Linked DNA regions of Homo sapiens: region 2 is linked to region 1. A link is a loop called in an ENCODE intact Hi-C map of the cell type or tissue named here. Cell type or tissue: IMR-90. All regions are shown on one strand. Links, peaks and the distances in the headings refer to the core of each region. The heading gives the core; the rest is flanking DNA.

What was found. Hi-C counts contacts between places; a loop is a spot of excess contacts. Peaks named below come from ENCODE experiments on the same cell type or tissue, not always from the same donor. Only the 100,000 strongest peaks of a DNase experiment are listed, where the experiment ranks them.
Region 2: it touches region 1 in a loop (7-fold over the local background); 9 of 110 quality-filtered maps call a loop at or near these places.

What each region holds. Positions count from the first base shown.
Region 1 is chr9:87,948,403-87,953,779 of GRCh38, reverse strand. No RefSeq gene overlaps it. Among named protein-coding and RNA genes, the nearest start is that of CDK20, 23 kb to the left of the region's middle. RefSeq lists an enhancer at 1,289-2,142. In IMR-90, for the core only: a CTCF peak has its summit at 2,833 (motif pointing left); no DNase peak of the experiment used is centred there.
Region 2 is chr9:88,112,998-88,118,374 of GRCh38, reverse strand. LOC124902202 (a long non-coding RNA gene) reads left to right here and starts at 4,911. Exons shown (of 2, transcript XR_007061649.1): 1 at 4,911-5,121. LOC124902203 (a long non-coding RNA gene) reads right to left here and starts at 4,674. Exons shown (of 4, transcript XR_007061650.1): 1 at 4,313-4,674; 2 at 634-679. In IMR-90, for the core only: no CTCF peak of the experiment used is centred there; no DNase peak of the experiment used is centred there; H3K27me3 peaks cover 143 bases.

The DNA of each region.
Region 1 (5,377 bases), core at 331-5,330:
TTTGAGACCAGCCTGGCCAACATGGTGAAACCCCATCTCTACTAAAAATACAAAAATTAGCCAGGCATGATGGTGTGTGCCTGTAATCCTAGCTACTCAGGAGGCTGAGGCAGGAGAATTACTTGAACTCGGTAGGCGGAGGTTGCAGTGAGGCGAGATTGTGCCACTGCACTCCAGCCTGAGCAACAGAGCGAGACTCCATCTCGAAAAAAAAAAAAAAAGAATAACAGATTTCTCCTAAGAAACAAATTAAACTAGAAAAAAACAAAAGCACCATCTTTATAGTATTAAAATTAAAAACAAAACAAACTGTCAACCTAGAATTATATCCTCAACAAAAACTAATTTTAGAAATGAAAGACAAGGATAATCACTTTTTTTCAGAAAGGGAAAATCTGAATGAATTAATCACCAGCACATGTGCCCTATAAGAAATGTTACAAGAAGTCCTTCAGGCAGAAGGAAAAGGATGCCATATGGATATATGCATCTTCACAAAGGAATAAAGAACACTAGAGGCCGGGTGCGGTGGCTCATCCCTGTAATCCCAGCACTTTGGGAGGCCTAGGCGGGCGGATCAGGAGGTCAGGAGATCGAGACCATCCTGGCTAACGCGGTGAAACCCCGTCTCTACTAAAAATACAAAAAATTAGCTGGGTGCGGTGGCAGGTGCCTGTAGTTCCAGCTACTCGGGAGGCTGAGGCAGGAGAATGGCATGAACCCGGGAGGCGGAGCTTGCAGTGAGCGGAGATAGCGCCACTGCACTCCGACCTGGGCGAAAGAGCGAGACTCCATCTCAAAAAAAAAAAAAAAATACTAGAGCCGGGCACAGTGGCTCATGCCTGTAATCCCAGCACTTTGGGAGGCCGAGGCAGGCAGATCACGAGGTCAAAAGATCAAGACCATCCTGGCCAACATGGTGAAACCCTGTCTCTACTAAAAAAATACAAAAATTAGCTGGGTGTGGTGGCATGCACCTGTAGTCCCAGCTACTCTGGAGGCTGAGGCAGGAGAATCCCTTGAACCCAGGAGGTGGAGGTTGCAGTGAGCCGAGATTGTGCTACTTTACTCCAACCTGGTGACAGAGTGAGACTCCATTTCAAAAAAAAAAAGAACACTAAAAATAGTAAGTATGTGGGTAAATATAAATGATATATGTTTTCTTATTTTACAATTCTCTTTGGAAGACTTTCTAAAGCATAGTAATAATACATCGTGGGGTTTATGATATCTGTAGAAGTAACATATATTGTAATAATAGCAAAAAAGCCAATAGAGTAGAAATGGAACTATACTATTGTAAGGTCCTTATGCTATCACATGAAGTAGTATAATATTACAGAAAGTTAGTGACGAAGAAGTATAAACAAACATAGGGCAACCACTACAAAAAATAAAAAAGACAGTTACAGCTAATAAGCCAACAAAAGAGATAAAAATAAAGCTAAAACAATTACTCATTCCAGAAAGAAGGAGGAAGCTGAGAACCCTGCATAGAGTTGCCCAGCTCCTGGCCCTGAACAGGTCCTAAGGGAGGGTGAGTGAAGGAACTATGGGCAACACACTCCTGCCATGGGCTTCTGGGATCCTATAGCCACAAGAGATGCCATGGCCCCACAGTGGGGTCATGCCCGGGGAACTGCCAGAGAGTAACCAGAGGCAGAGCTCATGCCTGCGTGGAGCCAGAAGGTTTTGTGTGCAGGGCAGCTGCAGCAAAACACAATCATAGGTGCCCATCCTCCAAGGCACTCCGTCTTGCGCCGAGTGGCTCTAGCCCCTGCTCAATGCTGGGCAGGAGAGAGCAGGGCTGTCTTTCCTGTGGGACCAGGGTGCATCTGACCTCCCCCGACTCCCCCTGCCCCCTGCTCAGCATCTACTGGCCCCTCCTAAAGCCTTTGCCTGGCTGCTCCTGCAAGAGCATGCACAAAGCACAGCCTCCACTGCCTTGCCTGGGAACACTTTGGCTCCCCCAGCACAGCCAATGCTCAACTCAACAGGACAAAGCTGCAGGCCCAGTCCCAAACCGCCAGGGTGTGAGAATATAGCTCAGGAGTATTGAGCTGAGATCTGTGACTGGAGCTTGAGCAAGAGAGGAGCCTCCACTTTCAGAACACTGAAAAGAGTGCGGCACAGGTTCATGGGACAGTGTGGGAGCTAGGCCTGCCTCCCCCTGTAACACTGGTCTAAAAAGGATGCAGCTTATTTGCCAGCTGCAGCCTCTGCCCAAGGGTGTCCCAAAGCCTAGAGCACCTAACAACCCAAAGATCTAGTGCAGAAGGCTTGGGACAAAACTAGCTGGCTAGGCCAGCTCCAGGGCAGACACTAGGAGACCCAGTCTGGGTAGCACAAGCTGGGTGGTTCCCACAGCCATCTGCTGGGCAAAAAACCCTGGGCCACAGGTGCCACACCAGCTGCACACCCACAGCAACACCACCCTCCCCAGGGATCCTCTACCCTTGACCCAGTGCATCCACAGACACCTGCAGACATAACCCACAGCCTGCTTGGACTCTGCCAAGCACAGAGGATCAGTGGGCCCTTGGGGAGCTGCAGGTCTCCTGGAGTCCTAACCTTCAGTTCAGGCTGCCCCTAAGGGAGGCAGGAGCGCAGCCTGCCAGAGCCCCCCTTGGGGCTAAGGAAACATGGGGGCAATGCCAGTGATTGGAGGAGCTTCCCTAAGGCCTGAGAATGCACTTAGTGAGGGGGTCATCTCTCACTGCCCCCTCCTCAGTCTCCCCCACCCAAGAGTACTGCTGCAAACATGCTAAAATACAGAGGAGGCAGGTGGCTGAGAGCCTATCTGCTGACCCTTACACTTTAGCACCATCTACTGGATTATGGTTTTAATTACACCACCAAACGAAAATGCCTTCAGCGCACATCACCTGTGAAAGCCAATGCAGGTGTCTAGCCACAAATAAAGATCCTGTAGGAAGCCTTGGCCCTCTGAAAGCACCTAGAAACTAAACCTATCAACTATACTCAACATACCGCACAGTCAAACCTTCAATGGAAATAAACATATAAAAACAAAAAGCCACATCCAATGACAGCAATTTCAAAAAGACAAAGGAACATAAGCCCTCTCAGATGAGGATCAGTACAAAACGCTGGCAATTCAAAAAGTCAGAGTGTCTATTTACCTCCAAAAGATCACACTAGCTCCCCAGATTGAAATGGCTGAAATGACAGAGAATTCAGAATCTAGGTGGCAAGGAAGCTCAACAAGCAGCTAACAAACATATGAAAGAATGTGCATCATCACTAATCATCAGAGAATTCCAAATCAAAACCACAATGAGATACTATCTCACAACAGTCAGAATAGCTATTATTAAAAAGTCAAAAAACAACTGATGCTGGCAAGGCTGTGGGGAAAAGGGAATGCTTATATGCTACTGGTGGCAATGTAAATTAGTTCAGTCACTGTGGAGAGCAGTTTGGAGATTTTTCAAAGAAGTAAGAATTGAACTACCATTTGACCTAGCAATCCCATTACTGGATATATACCCAAAGGAAAACAAACCATTCTACCAAAAAGACACATGCATGCGTATCTTCATTGCAGCATTATTCACAATAGTAAAGACATGGAATCAACCCAGGTGGCCATCAACAGTGGACTGGATGAAGAAAATGTGATACATATACACCATGAAATACTATGCAGACATAAAAAAGAATGAAACTGTGTCCTTTGCAGCAACATGGAAGCAGCTGGAGGCCATTATCTTAAGTGAACTAATGCAGAAACAGAAAACCAAATACCACGTTTTCATTTACAAGTGGGAGTGAAACATTAGGTACAAATGGACATAAAGGTAGGAACAATAGACACTGGGGAACACGAGATGAGGTATAGAGAGGAGAACAAGGGCTGAAAAGCTAACTGATGGATACTATGCTCACTTCCTGGGTAATAGTCAATCATACTCTGAACCTCAGCATCACGCTATATACTTTTGGAACAAATCTGCGTATGTACACCCTGAATCTAAAATAAAAGTTGGAAAAAAAACCCCTACTCATTCCAAGAGCAGGCAGAAAAAGACAGAAATGGGAATGAACAGAAGATGGGACAAACAGGAAGCAAACTATTACAATGGTAGAATTAAGCTCAGTTATGTCAATAATATTAAATGTAAATGGCCCATCTAAACAGCCCCATTAAAAGGTAGATATTGTTCAATTAGATAAAGAATTAAGATTCATCTCTATGCTTCCTATAAGAAAAACACTTTAAATATAAAGATGCAAAGAGGTAAAAGTAAAAACACAGAAAATGATATACCATGGTAACACTGAGCAAAAGGAGCTATAGTGGCTAAATCAGTAACAAAGTAGACATCAGAGAAAAGACAATTACCAGGGTTACAGAGAGTCATTTCATAATGATAAGGGGTCAACTAATCAAAAGTTTATAACAATTGTATATATTTATGTACCTAATAATTTCAAAATACATGAAGCAAAAACATATAGGATTAGAAGAAAAAAATTAAAAAATCCAAAGTTATACTGGGGAGATTTCAATACCTTTTTCTCAATAACTGATAAAATAAAAATAGACAGAAAACCAGTGACAACATAGAAGACTGAAACATTATCGGCTGGGCGCGGTGACTCACACCTATAATCCCAGCACTTTGGGAGGCCGAGGCAGGTGGATCACCTGAGCTCAGAAGTTTGAGACCACCCAGGGCAACATGGTGAAACCCCATCTCCACTAAAAATACAAAATAATTAGCCGGGTGTGGTGGCGCATGCCTGTAGTCCCAGATACTGGAGAGGCTGAGGCAGGAGAATTGTTTGAGCCCCTGAGGCAGAGGTTACAGTGAGCCAAGATGACACCACTGCAATCCAGCTTGGGCTACAGAGTGAGACTCCATCTCTCTCTCTCTCTCTCTCTCTCTCTATATATATATATATATATGTATATGGGCCATTTACATTTGATATTATTGACGTAACTGAGCTTAATTCTACCATTCTAATAATTTGCTTCCTGTTACCATATACCATTGAAACACAATGTATCAATGTGTGTGTATATATATATAGTATCAATGTATATATGTGTGTATATATGTATCAATGTGTATATATATACAGTTTATGTATATATAAACTATATATATAAACTTGCTGTAATATTAATACTCTACCCAATAACATATGTTCCTTTAAAATGCACTAATAAGATTTCCAAGATAGACTGTATTCTTGGCCATAAAACAAGTCTTGATTAATTTTAAAAAGATTTAAATCATATATAGCAGACCACTGTGAAATCAAAGTAAAAATCAATAACAGTATCTCTAGAATATCTCCAAATACTTGGATATCAAACAGCACACTTCTAATTAAACCATGAATC
Region 2 (5,377 bases), core at 257-5,256, 160 kb before region 1:
AGCCCTACAGAGTTCTACTCCGCCCACTTTGGTGCTAGAGCAAAGGGCAGAGTGCAGTAAGCGGCGAGAGATAAGGCTGAGTAACCTGACAAGAATTACATTGACACAGGTGTTTTTATTTCATGGTGAAAATTTTGGAACTTTTCCTGAGAACAGATGTAAGCCAATGGCACAGTAAATGACAGGAGATTTAAAATGTCACCTGTCAAGCCACTGCTTATGAAGGGTTTTTCCTCAACTAAGTATTTCTAAATGAGTCTGAGGTCTGTTGGTCTTCAACTCCACCAAAACCCAGAGAACCTGATGATGACTTTGTTTTCAGAGAATCCTTTCAACGTGCTGGCTGACAGTTCCATGAGGATGGCAAAAGTGAAGAAATTGTAGAGCCAGTAAAAAAGAGATGGATACACTTCTTGGGAATTTTTTAAGCTATCGGACATGATGAATTAATGGTACATGAGTATACTCTTCACTGTGAAAGTTTTTGTTTTCACATCTTTCACTAGATGTGTGTAAGGAAAAGATACTGAACGTAGTATCTACTAACCCAATAATGAAAAGGAATGCCATTTGCTATTTACACTTTATTACTAAAATAAACCTAAATTTAATTAATAAATTTTGGAAACATACTTTTCTTTGTTTCTGTAATTATTTGTTCTACACAGTCCGGCTCCATCTAAAATACATTAAAAAAATAATAATGTTTAAGTTAAACAAGAGACATTATCATGAGAATAATATATCACTTACAAAATGTGGCCTTTAGTATTTTTAGGGACTAGACGTAACATGAAGTTTGCTTAAAAAGAAAAGTAATCACATAAATAAAGTAAAATTCCTGCTTATTTTAAGTTTAGATAATAGAGGATGTATCTGTGCAATGCTGTTTAGAGTAATCTGACAAAAATAGATAATATTGGTCTATTGGATATACATAATTTTAGAAAGGTGTTGTTTTATTAGTACAAAGGTTAAATAATGGCCGGGCACGGTGGCTCATGCCTGTAATCCTAGCACTTTGGGAGGCGAAAGCGGGCAGATCATGAGGTCAAGAGATCAAGACCATCCTGGCCAACATGGTGAAACCTCGACTCTACTAAAAATACAAAAATTAGCTGGGTGTGGTGGTGCATGTCTGTAGTCCCAGCCACTCGGGAGGCTGAGGCAGGAAAATTGCTTGAACCCAGGAGGCAGAGGTTGCAATGAGCTGAGCTCGTGCCACTGCACTCCAGCCTAGTGACAGAGCGAGACTCCATCTCCAAAAAAAGAAGAAAAGAAAAGTTAAACAATTAAAGTCATATTTTGCAATGAATGCATTGCTTTGAAATTCTTAGCAAAACTCTGTCCTTTGTAAAAGTTTAATCCATTTTTTTACTTCAGTAATTTTTTCTTAAAAAGAAATTTATATTTACTTACAGAAAATTTTTTATAGTAAATTTTTCTTTTTTTTTTCTAGTTTGTATTCTAAATTAAAGTGGTACCTGTGTAAGTTTCTTCCAAAGGTATATCGAGGGATGCTGAGGTTTGGAGTACAATTAAACCCATCACACAGGTAGTGAGCATAGGACCCAAGAAGTAGTTTTTCAACCCTGGCCCATCCCCGTTCTTATTTCCCAGTGTCTATTGTTCCTATGTTTATGCCAATGTGCACCTAATGTGTAGCTCCCACATATGAGTGAAAACGAGACACTTGGTTTCTCTTTCTGCGTTAGTTTGCTTAGGATAGTGGATTCCAGTTGTATCCATGTTGCTGCGAAGGAAATGATTTTGTTCTTTTCATGGCTGCACAGTATTCCATGGTATATATATGGAATTTTCCAATCTACCTTGGATTTTCAATCTATCTTCGGTGCACCGGGATTGACTCCATGTCTTTGCTATTATGAATAGTGCTGCAATGAACATACATGTGCATGCATCTTTTTGTTACAATGAGTTATTTTCCTTGAGGTATACCCCTAGTATAGTAATGGGGTTGCTGTGTGTGGGATTACATGTGCCTGCCACCACTCCTGGCTAATTTCTGTAGTTTTAGTAGAGACAGGGTTTCATCATGTGGGCCAGGCTGGTCTCAAACTCCTGACCTCAGGTGATCTGCCTGCCTTGGCCTCCCAAAATGCTGGGATTACAAGCATGAGCCACCACACCTGGCCAAGCACAAAGCCTTTAACAGAAAAATGGAAATGAACCTTTCAGTGTTTTGTTTATTTAATTCATAAAATGCACTTATTTTGGATTCTATTAAATAATAAATATCTACATGTCATTAAGTGTTTGGTTGTCATTCACTTGTGATTATGGGTGGAAAGAGTTAAGATGATGCAAAGAAACTTTAGAAGTGGTATAGGCTGGGCATGGAGGCTCACCCCTGTAATCCCAGCACTTTGGGAGGCTGAGGCGGGTGGATAACAAGGTCAGGAGATTGAGACCAGCCTGGCAAATATGGTGAAATCCCATCTCTAGTAAAAATACAAAAATTAGCCAGGTGTGGTGGTGGGCACCTGTAGTCCCAGCTACTCAAGAGGCTGAGGCAGGAGAATCACTTGAACCCAGGAGGCGGAGGTTGCAGTGAGCCGAGATCGTGCCACTGTACTCTAGCCTAGGCAACAGAGCGAGACTGTCTCAAAAAAAAAAAAAAAAAAGTGATGTGAACCACAGACAAACTACAATCAAGTAGAGTAAGACCCTAGGTGTACCACCACCACTGCCACCGAGGCCTTCGTTACAGCACCCACAGGTTCCTCCCCACCCCAGAACGGGATGGGCCCTGCAGTGCTCCTACTCCCCCTTCCTGGCCCCCAGACTTCCTACTGCTACCACCACTAGCGCCGATGCCAATACAACCACCGTCACCCTCAATGTACCAGCCCACCCTACCAGGCTCCTACCACCTGGCCCCCGTGGGTGTCCTCCTACCGCTCTGATCGAGCTGCAGTCTCCATCACCACCACCAACCACATGAGGCAAGCTGCAGAACCACGTCATCTGCAGGCTAAACCGTACCACAGGCAACTCCTCCTTCTCCTCCTTCAGCCTGGCTTGGAGCAGCTGGGCAGGCAAAGCCCGAAAAGCCCAAAACAGGATTCAGGGAGTGGAACCGTTAGAGCCTCACCTTGTCACACTGGTGACTGGGTGGCAAGGATCAGTTTCATTGAAGGCACTCACACCCACCTTCCAAAGTCCAGCCTCTCCTTCTGGCAAGAGCTGGCCAGGAACTGGGGCCTGGGGTGGGAGTGAGTGCCTTCACTGAAACCAGCCCCTGGCCAGGTCCACCCGGCCAGGAATTACTGGGCCCACCAGGGCTGCCTTCCTCGGGGAGCCTGAGTAGGAGAAACTCAGACCCAGCCAGCCCTCCCCACCCAAGGGCTGGTTCCCATTCCTGACGCCTCCACCCACAGTGCCCTGTCCCCCACTTCCCCCGTGGTGCCTACTACTCCCTGCCCAGTAGTCCCAGGTGGTCTCTGCAACACAGAGCATGAGGGCGGGACGGGAAATCACAGTGGGTGTGGGGGCCCTGCGGTGCAATCTAGCTCAAGCAGGAGAAGATCTCCTTCTAGAGTCTGGAGTCCGGCAAGAAGAGAACGATCCCTTACTTGGAAGCCACCAGAAGGAAGAAGGAGGCCATTACTGTTGCTGCCTTTGCCACCTCCTCAGCTCGCCAGCACCGCTGGCAGTGTAGCCCCCGTAGCACCCCTAATCTGCCCCCTGCCACTAGCAGTGTAGCCCCCAGATAGCACATCCAACACACCCTACAGTTTCAGGCAATGTAACCCCAATACTCCCCCCCAAAGCACTCCCCCCACACCGCAGGGAGTGTACCATCCGATAGTGCCCACAATCTGACCCAGCCACAGGTGTTGCTGCACTGGATAGCATCCCAAACCCGCCTCCCCCCACTCCACCCCAGCAGTTCAGCTCCTGATGGCGCACCCCCCAGTCACAGGCAGTACAGCACCCAACAACGCCCCTAAACCACCCCCCACTGCCAGCATTGTAGCCCTGGGTAACGCCACCCAACCCACCCCCTGCTGCGGGAAGTGCAGCAGAAGATAGCACCCCTAACCCTTCCCCAGCCACCAGCAGTACACGTTAGTGTACACAACCTGCCTCCCGCCACCACTCCTGCCACCGCGGGCAGCATAGCCCCAGATAGCCAGTCAACCTGCCCCACCACCAGCAATGCAACCCCGGAGAGTGCCCCCAACCAGACCACTACCACAGGCAGTGTAGCCTCTAGCAGTGAGCCCCAATAGGACACCCAACCCTTGCCCCCAGAGACGTACAGGGCAGCCCCGGAACACTCACCTACCCCAACACATTTCTACCACTGTGGCCGAGCTGCAGTCTCCGACGTCACCACCAACCACAGCAAGGCGAGCTGCCACCAACCACATCGAGGTGAGCCACGGTGGCACAGGCTCCAGCCTCCAGCATGTGGCGTTCCCTCTCCCTTCTCCTAGTCCTCCAGCCCGGCAGAAGAAGCTCCCGCTGCCAGCCGCCCTCCTACTGGTCTGTGGCCACCACCAACCGCAGCGAGGTAGTGTCCCAGGCTCCAGGGATCCAGGTTCCATCCGTTCTCCAGCCTCCATCAGGCGGAAGGTGGCTCCCCCTTCCAGTTCTGTAAGCCGGGCACAGAGCAGCTCCTCAGCTCGACACAGAAGAGCTTGAAATGATCTGACATGACCTCAGCATGCTTTATCTACTGAGGTTATGCAAAAGCGGTTCCTGGACTACATGTTCTGATTGGACGAGAGAAAAACCTCTAGGCCTACTTTGATTGGACTTTATTTTCATGCTGTGGTTGGTTGTTAAGACTTGCTCTCATCCAATCAGAACATGATCATGAAGTCCAATCAGAGTAAGCCTGGAGGTTTTTTTCTCATCCAATCAAAACATGCAGTCCAGGATCCTCCGTGGGCATAACGGCAGTATATAAATGATGCTGAAAAGAAATCTGGTCTTTTCAGGTTCCCGTACTGACGTGTCGAGGTGGTCGCATCCCGGCGTAGAGGACTAGGAATCGGGAGTCACTGGCCGTATGCTGGAGGCTGGAGACGCGGGAGCGTGGCTTGCCTCGCTGCGGTTGTTGGCAGCGATGGAGATGGCGCGGCTGGAGAGGTAGAAGAAGGAAAACAGTTTTGGGATAGTTGGAGGGGGGTAAAGAGGGTAGTTAATGCCAAGGGGAAAAAAAGGATAGCAGGAGAAGGGGTTGCAAAAAGATGGCGGCGAAAAGATGGTGGGGAAAAAAGTTTTTGGGTACATGGAGGCAGAAAAACAGGGTGGGGAGCGGGAGGGAGGGAAGGTTTTGCAGAAAGCCGGTGGGTAAAAAGTGTTTCGATAGATGGAGGGGGGAGAGAGTGACGAGGAGGAGGAA